Linked DNA regions of Mus musculus: region 1 is linked to region 2. Evidence: chromatin loops called from intact Hi-C (ENCODE). Cell type or tissue: heart. All regions are shown on one strand. Each heading gives the region's core, and the rest is flanking DNA. Links, peaks and the distances in the headings are about the cores only. Region 1 holds the start of Hsbp1 (heat shock factor binding protein 1). Region 2 holds the start of Mlycd (malonyl-CoA decarboxylase).

What was found. A loop is a pair of places that touch in the nucleus more often than their neighbours do. Peaks named below come from ENCODE experiments on the same cell type or tissue, not always from the same donor. Only the 100,000 strongest peaks of a DNase experiment are listed, where the experiment ranks them.
Region 1: a loop joins it to region 2, with 2.3 times the contacts of the local background. A loop is called at or near these places in 4 of 42 quality-filtered maps.

The regions. Positions count from the first base shown.
Region 1 is chr8:119,343,444-119,347,829 of GRCm38, forward strand. Hsbp1 (heat shock factor binding protein 1) reads left to right here and starts at 1,095. Exons shown (of 4, transcript NM_024219.1): 1 at 1,095-1,177; 2 at 1,493-1,559; 3 at 2,170-2,290. The coding sequence starts at 1,133. The coding sequence ends at 2,288. In heart, for the core only: a CTCF peak has its summit at 2,443 (motif pointing left); a DNase peak (open chromatin) is centred at 1,008; H3K4me3 peaks cover 2,171 bases; H3K27ac peaks cover 1,705 bases.
Region 2 is chr8:119,393,082-119,397,467 of GRCm38, forward strand. Mlycd (malonyl-CoA decarboxylase) reads left to right here and starts at 1,813. Exons shown (of 5, transcript NM_019966.3): 1 at 1,813-2,389. The coding sequence starts at 1,865. In heart, for the core only: no CTCF peak of the experiment used is centred there; DNase peaks (open chromatin) are centred at 1,220, 1,760 and 2,480; H3K4me3 peaks cover 2,127 bases; H3K27ac peaks cover 1,679 bases.

The sequences.
Region 1 (4,386 bases), core at 177-4,176, 50 kb before region 2:
CGCGTACCTTCACTGGTTTGCTAGACTCAGAGACACCCCCACTCCAGTCCATAAATGTAAAGAATTGGATCTGTCTTAGTTAGGACATCTATTGCTGTGAAGAGACACCATACCCACAACAACTCTCATAAAAGAAAATATTTAACTGGGGCTGGCTTACAGTTCAGAGGACTAGTCCACTATCATCATGACAGGAAGCATGGCATGTGCAGGCAGACATGGTGCTGGAAGAGGAGCTGAGAGTTCTACATCTGGATCCACACACAGCAGGACACTGGCCAGGCTTGAACTTCTGAAACCCCAAAGTCCGCCTCCTAGTGACACACCTCCTCCAACAAGGTCACACCTACTCCAACAAGGCCAAACCTCCTAATAGGGCCAGTCCCTATGGGCCTATGGGGCCATTTGTATTCAAATGACCACGATATTCTATCCCAGCCTCCTCCACTGCCTGCACTGTGTTTTGTCTGTGTGAGGTTGTTGGGTCTCCTAGATTTGGAGTTGTGAGCTACCCTGTGGGTGCTGGGAATAGAACCCGGGTCCTCTGGAAGAGCAGTGAGTGCTCTTAACCGCTGAGCCATCTCTCCAGCCCCCTAATGTTTTTTAGTAGTAACAGAACACTTTCTTATTTTGTGTGTATGTTTATGTGTGTATGCATGCATGTCACAGCAGTGCACACACAATTTGTGGGAATCGAGTTTCTGCTTCCAACATGTGGATCACAGAGATTGAACTCACAGTGTCAGACTTTGAAGCAAGCTCGTCACCGGCTTCGCCTTGCAAGGCCTGAGTGCCTAACTACATCCATGGAAGAAGCCAACGCTAATCCCCACAATTTTGGTCCATTTCCGGCGTTTTCTCCTCCTCTTCCTCTCGGTTCAGCCTTCAGGGTGGAACTGGGCGGAAGATGAAGGCGGAGCTAAGAACTGGGGGGCGTAGCTTATCCGCAGGCAGGACAATCTGAAGCCTCCTAGGACCTTCCGGTGCGTGGCAGAAACTACAACACCCACAATGCCTCGCGGTCCCGTGACCGTGTAGTCGCGAGAACTGTCGGCTTGTGGGCGTCTGCGCCGAGAAACCGAAGTGTAGGTGACGGTTCCGAGACATCGCCGCCAAGCTGGGCACCGGGGAGATGGCCGAGACGGACCCCAAGACCATGCAGGACATCACCTTGGTGGTAAGCGGCAGCCTCATATGGGCCTGGACACCCCGGGGCCGCTCTCGGCCCTGGCGTGGGGTGTGGCCAGCGGCCTCGGCCCGCGCACCTGCGGGGCTCGCCCTCCGGTCGGCCCCGACCCGGACCCTCCGGACCTGACCCGCAGGGACACCGATCCGAGCTGGCAGGCCCTTGCTGAAGGCCTCACACTCCAGCCGGGAACCACCACCACCCCACCCCCCCTTCATGCCTGCGTCCTCGGCTCCCCAACGCCGGTCCCAGGAAGGGGGTCTCGGCATAGGTTGGGATCGGCTGACTTGTCCTGGTTTCTCTTAGGTGGAGACGCTCTTGCAGCAGATGCAAGACAAGTTTCAGATCATGTCAGACCAGATCATCGGAAGGAATATCCTTTTGATTTGGAGGCAGTTTCTTAACTGTGGGGGTGAGCGGGGTGGTTTACAAACAGATTTCAGTTAGTCATTTAGAAATTGCCTTTTTTTTTACAAAGGGTTTATTATTTTTAATTATATGTATAAGGGGGTACTGGGAGTGACTGAGACCAGAGGCGTTGGATCCCCTGGAGCTGGAGTAACAGGCGGTTGTGAACTGCCCAGTACACTCGTGCCCTCTGCAGGAGCCTCGCGTGCTCTTAACGGCCGAGCCTTTTCCCCGTCCCCACTTAGAAGTGTCTTTCCTGATCTTGGCTATATTGTGTTCCCGTGGAGGACTGTGCCAAGAGCCAGAGACACAGCGAGACCTACCCCAAGCCCTTGTTGGTGCCCCTCCAGAACACCAGTAAAGGGGTTTGCATGGTAACCGTTGTCTGGGAGTACTTCTAGAGTTGGAGGTGTAGGGAAGAAAACTCACCCCAGTCCCCCCGAACCCCGACCGCCAGGCTGTCACTGTAGCCAGATGAAACTGGGGAAGCAGCTGTTTAAACCAGTGGGCGGGGGCCTGGGGGGGAGAGGCCGAGGTGAGGTGATGCTGCCGTGCGGGCTCTTTAACTGTGCCACTAGATGACATGAGCAGTCGGATTGACGACCTGGAGAAGAATATCGCTGACCTCATGACCCAGGCTGGAGTAGAAGAACTGGACCCTGAAAACAAGATTCCTACTGCCCAGAAGAGTTGAAGGTGAGGGGGGGGGGTTACCTCAGCGTAAAACGCCCGTCAGTGCGACGGGGTGGGGGGGTGTCGTTGATCGGTTATCAGGAGACCTCTCTCCTCCCCACCGGTGAACTCCCAAGTTTTTGAAATACCACCCGAAGTGAGATCTGACGCCCTCTTCTGGTGAGTCTGTAGACAGCTACAGTGTACTTATCTATAATAATAAATCTTCAGGCCGACCTGAGCGAGCACAGGTCCTAAATTCAATTCCCAACAACCACGTGAAGGCTCACAACCATCTGTACAGCTACAGCGTACTCATATACGTAAAATAAATAAATCTTTAAAAAGAAAAGAAATGTTCCATGCCAAACTAGTTCCTTGGGTAGATTTCACATTTCCGAGTTGTATTACTTCAAACTTACTGTATCAGTGCCAGGCATGTGCCAATCTTTTTCCTCATAGCACGATGTCAGCTATGAAATTCCCACCTAATCCCAGCACTTGGGAGGCAGAGGCAGGCAGATTTCAGAGTTCGAGGCCAGCCTGGTCTACAAAGTGAGCTCCAGGACAGCCAGGGCTACACAGAGAAACCCAATCTCGAAAAACCAAAAAAAAAAAAAAAAAAAAAAAAAAAATGAGATTGATTTTTCCTTCCTTCCTTCCTTTCTTTCTTTCTTTCTTTATTTCTTTCTTTCATTCATGTACGCTGTCACTCTCTTCAGACACACCAGAAGAGGGCATCAGATCCCATTACAGATGGTTGTGAGCCACCGTGTGGTTTCTGGGATTTGAACTCAGGACCTCTGGAAGAGCAGTCAGTGCTCTTAACCTCTGAGCCAGCTCACCAGCCCTGAAATTGACTTTTGTTAAAAGACTTATTTACATATGAGTGTTTTACCTGCATATGTTCCTCATGCCATGGGAGGCCAGAAGAAGGCATCGGTTCTCCTGGAACTGGAGTTACAGGCAGCACTTGCCACCACATGGGTGCTGGGAACCAAACCTAGGTCCTCTCCAAGAGCAAAAGTGCTCTCAATTGATGAGCCTTGTCCGTCCCATGACGGTTTCATTTTAAGTACGTTAACAGTTTGTGTTGGGCCTCACTCGAACCCTAGGCCCTGCATGGACATACGTGGGACTCGGACACATGTCTATCCGGTAAGCTGCTCACTGAGGACCACTGGATGATGGCAGTTTGGGGCATGTGGTTTTGGTGCCCTGCCCTTACCACTGAAATAGCTCATTGCTTTGTTTTTGGAAATAGTGGAGAACTCAAGCCACCTTCATGAGCATAGATATCTTAAGTCCTAGAGATGTGCGTGTGTGTGATTTTTACTGTAAACTTGACGCCTTTACTCTAAAACCACCTACTGAGGTGAATTTCTTCTTGTAGCCTGCACCTGTGCTTGTTGGGGGAGAGGCACTTTTTTGTTTTTTTCTTGAGACGTAATCTTATGCAACCCTGCCTTGTTGGCCTAGAACTTGCTGTATAGACCAGAACGGCCTCAGACTCAAAGAGCTCCACCTGCCTCTGCCTCTGCCTCTGCCTCAAGTGCTGGGATTAAAGGTGGGCCTCACTTTTACCATCTGCAGAGTCCTAATTTCTTAATGAAGTTTACCAAGGATTTAGTATGAGAATATCAAGATCATATATAATGGCTGATTCTTAGCCCCCATCTTATTTTCTGAGCGTGGGCTGGAACCAACTTTTCAGTGACTATAATAGAGGTTGGAATCCAAGAGACTCTTCGGGGCTGGGAAGGTCAGGTAGTGACCGACATGCTGGGCTGCCTCACCGTGAGTCATGTGCTATATTGCAGCCAGTCCTGTCCAGAGAGGAGCTGAAGTATACAGTGGGCCTTGGAGCTGCCAGGGAGCTCTGCTGCGTTACGGCAGGAAACTGAAAGATTGTAGGATTAAAGATGTTCACCGGATGGGTATATACAAAGAAGGAAATGGAAACAGGAAGTAGAGTCAGAACTCTGAATAAAGATGTCTAAATACGAGGCTAGAGACGTGGCTCAGCTCTTAGAGCCGTAAGCTCTTGTAGAGGACCCAAGATCGGTTCCCGGCTGTCCCGTGACGCTGCTCACCACTCTGCAACTCCACCTTCAAAGGCC
Region 2 (4,386 bases), core at 210-4,209:
TTCCGAGACAGGGTTTCTCTGTGTAGTCCCAGCTGTCCTGGAACCCACTCTGTAGACCAGGCTGGCCTGAACTCAGAAATCCACCTGCCTCTGCCTCCCAAGTGCTGGGATTAAAGGTGTGCGCCATCACACCCGGCTGGCAGGAGAGTTATAAGTCATGTGTTTGAGCTAGAAGAATAGACCTGGTGGCTTGCATTGTTCATGGTCCATAACCAGTGTCTGCTCTCGCATGATAGGCTGTTCCTGGATATCCTACCCACTATGGCAAACTCTTCCAAAAGGGCAGGTCCCAGCATCCACGGGCAGGCCTGAGGTGCTGTGGTACTAAAGACAGAGGCAGATGAAGAATGGAAGGGTACAGTTTATTGGAGAACTTACTCAAATGTATAGTCTTGGTAGACAGCAAAGCCAAACTGGATCCTACCACATGGGTCAGAAAGAGAGTCACAGACTCGAGTTAGGATAAAGTGACTTTCCCCCTAGCTGGAAGGCACGTGGTCCATCTTAAGTTCTTATCAAAGAGCCAGGTACAGGTTGGAGCCTGGATCCGGTTGTAAGGTCCCAGACGTCATTCTTGGGATTTGGTCTATCGATAGTTTGAAGAGAAACCATGCACCAAAAAATGAACTGTGGTTTCTCTAGGACAGTCACAACAGTCTGGATCCAAGATGACTGTCATCATATCAAGCTGAATCCATACAGAGCCTACTCTACCAGTCTGATTCCTTTTTGCAGTTATTTTAATGTGACTCCCTCCCTCAGATGGTAAACTGAAGGAGAATGAGCAGGGCTATTTCAAATGCAAGCCTAGGGTGGGCCTGGAACTCACCAAACAATTGAAAATCATTTCACTGAAAGAATGAATGAATGAATGAATGAATGAGGCCCAGCAAGGAAGCTGGTAGGGAAGAGATTCTTCCTATACCCATTTCCGGCATGACCAGACGGAAGCTCTAGGATGCAGCAGGAGGCATGGGCTGGGTCTCCAGCAGTTCTGTCTGGGTGGGATTCTTGACATGAGCCAGAGAGTACCTAGGGAGGGTCTGTTGGGAGAGACCCTGTTCTACTGTCCGCGGGTCGGGACAGGGTCAAAATGTCAAGTCAGAGAATTACTCTGAGAATTACATGCTTGGTGTGTACATGTGCATATACATTTCCTTGTACACACGTGTGGGGGTGCACGTATGTACATGTGTGGTTCTGGAAGCCAGAAGACACCTCGAGTGATGGCGCTACCCGCATACTTTTTGTTTGGTTGGTTTGGAGATAGGGTCTCTGGCTGACCTAGACTTACCTTGTTATCTGGACTGGCTGGCTCTTGTCCACCTCCCTGAGCTAGGACTACAAGCGTTTTCCCATGGGTTCTGGATATGAACTCAAGTTCTCAATCACTTTATCAAATGAGCCATCCCCATTCCTAGGAGACCTAGTCCAGCATGCAACCTTAAATTTCTCAGCTCCTCACCTACGCTAGATCCGAACCCTAGCACAGGAGGCTGCGTGCATAGCACGGTCCCGGGAAGAGCTGAGATGTCAAGCTCTCAGATCAAGAGAAGCGCGTGCGTAGTGGGGAAAGGGACTGAGGCGGTGACTCTCAGAACAGGTGTAAGGATGCAAGCCAAGAGGGCGAGTCAGGTGCCCCGGGGCTACCGGGTTCCGGGGACCTTTGGCTGCACTTGGCCTCCGGCCTGAGAAAGCCACCTCGCCCCTCCCCCGCCGTTCTACCCCCCGATTGGCCAATGTCTCCGTCCGCCGTCCGGCCTCGGCCAATGGGGCCGGCGAGAAACCGGAAGCCGGAGCCGGAAGCGAGGCAGAGGCCCGCTCTCCAGTGGCGTCTCCCGCTAGCAGCTGTCGCGGAGCTGTCATGCGAGGCCTCGGGCCAGGCTTGAGGGCTCGGCGCCTGCTCCCACTGCGGTCCCCGCCGCGGCCTCCGGGGCCCCGGGGACGTCGGCTGTGCGGCGGGCTCGCGGCCAGCGCCATGGACGAGCTGCTGCGGCGAGCCGTGCCCCCGACGCCGGCCTACGAGCTGCGCGAGAAGACGCCGGCGCCCGCCGAGGGCCAGTGCGCCGACTTCGTGAGCTTCTACGGCGGCCTGGCCGAGGCGTCCCAGCGCGCCGAGCTGCTCGGCCGCCTGGCTCAGGGCTTCGGCGTGGACCACGGCCAGGTGGCCGAGCAGAGCGCCGGGGTGCTGCAGCTGCGCCAGCAGGCGCGCGAGGCGGCCGTGCTGCTGCAGGCGGAGGACCGGTTGCGCTACGCGCTCGTGCCGCGGTATCGCGGCCTCTTCCATCACATCAGCAAGCTGGACGGCGGCGTGCGCTTCTTGGTGCAGCTGCGGGCCGATCTGCTGGAGGCGCAGGCCCTCAAGCTGGTGGAGGGGCCGCACGTCCGGGTAAGGCCCCGCCCGGGCCACCGCGACCCCGGGGCCGCCGCCCCCCGCCACCGCCCCGGGGCCCTGCCCACTTCCCACTCCCCACTCCCCAGACCCTTACCCATGCCCCTGCAGCCACCTCGCCGGCCTCAGATACCACGGTGCTTACTGCGTGGTTCGTAGCACTATCCTCGGGGGTCACTGTCGGGTGTGACACCCATTGCGCTTACTCCAAAATAGCTCTAGTTTTAACTGCGCTGTTCTTGAACAAGGATGGAACACGGCTTTGGGCAAAGTTTGGGCACCTCCCACGAACGTCCATCACCCTAACAGGTTACACGAAATGCACAAACATGGCCAAAAGTCAAGGTCACCACCGCCTGGGTCTCTAAAGCCTCCAGTCCTCTTTCTGCAATCTGACTTTGGACAAGAGATTTGATTCCAAACCCCCAGCCCCAGACGCAGTGATCCTAAGTTGACTTTTTAGTACCTGTGCTAGTCAGCAGCTTACCCAGCGATATCATGTAGCGTACAGATAACGGAGGTGTATATAGCTGAGACCCAAAGGATTGTCTAGCATAGCTGCCAGCCATTAATATTCAATAAAGAGGAGCATTGACCCTGAGTTCATACACAATGATATCACCATTTCAGAAGTCCCCAGTGTTCAAAGCCTCATCTGCTTTTTTCCTGACCTGCTTGAAACAGGCATGGCCATTTTTACTTCCATTCTGTCCTTTCGGTTGACACCTATCTCCTTTAGAGTGAAGGACATGACACGCTGAGGTGATGAGCTGTCCAAGACTTCAGATATACATCCCCTGATCCAGGCTCCTTTGCACTGCTATGTGCAGGTTTACAGACTTCTCATTTTGATTGCTTAACCCTTGGTGTAGTTAAGGGATTAATATGAGTCAGGGTCTCTCACTGAGACTTGAGACTCACCAGTTAGATTAGGTAAACTGCTCAGTAAGCCCCAGAAATATTCCTGTCCCATCTTCCCAATGCCAGCAAACAAAGTGTGTCACTAAATATAGTGGCCTTTCTTTTAAAGATTATATATACCAGTGTTCTGCTTGCCTGTATACAGATGCATGCAGTGCCTACCTAGGCCAGAAAAGTGTATCATATCCTCTGGAACTGGAATTACAGCCGGTTGAAAGCTGCCCTGTGGATGCTGGGACCCAAACCCAGTTCCTCTGCAAGACCAGTCAGTGCTCTTACTTTGAACAGTATCTCTGGCAACCTCCCACCCCACCCCCACCACTTTTAAATCACTAGTACCAGGGATCAAATTCAGGAAAGCTCCTAATTGACTGAGTTATTTCTTCAGCCCTGCACAGTCTCTTTTACAAGACAGACCATGTTTACAGCAGTTTTAGGATCACAGCAAACTGAAGTATAAGGTACAGACTACGCCCTACCCACAAGTCTCCTCTGCCTTATACAGGCACAGGCTCCCCATTATCAGCACAGCACACCCAGCAGGTGTCACTGTAGGTGTCCTGTGAGTTTAGTGTGCAGGTACCTGTGTTGACAAGGCCACTCAGGTGAGGACAGAAATACCAGTTTTGCTCACAAGGCTTTAAAGCTGACTGTGTAGTCCCTTAGGACCTTGTTTGTTTGAGACAGGGTTTCTCTATGTAGTCCTGGCTATCCTGGAACTTACTCTGTAAGCCAGGCAGGCCTCAAGCGGAGAGATCTTCCTGCCTCTGCCTCCTGAGTGCTGCATTAAAGGCGTGTACCACTGCTACCTAACTCCCAGGACCTTCTTAAATGCTGTGCTTTTTTTAGGAAGTATCTCAGTTTGCTTTCCTTTGCTGTGACAGAACATTCTGACCAAAGCAACTTAGGGAGAAAAGTGTTGACTTGGCTTCCATATTACAGACCATCATGGAGGAAGCCAAGGCAGGATCCTGGAGACAGGAACTGAGGCAGAGACCATGGAGGGATGCTGCTCACTGGCCTGCTCTGCTACCTTTGTTAATACTGCCCAGGCCCAACCTGCTAAGAGGTAG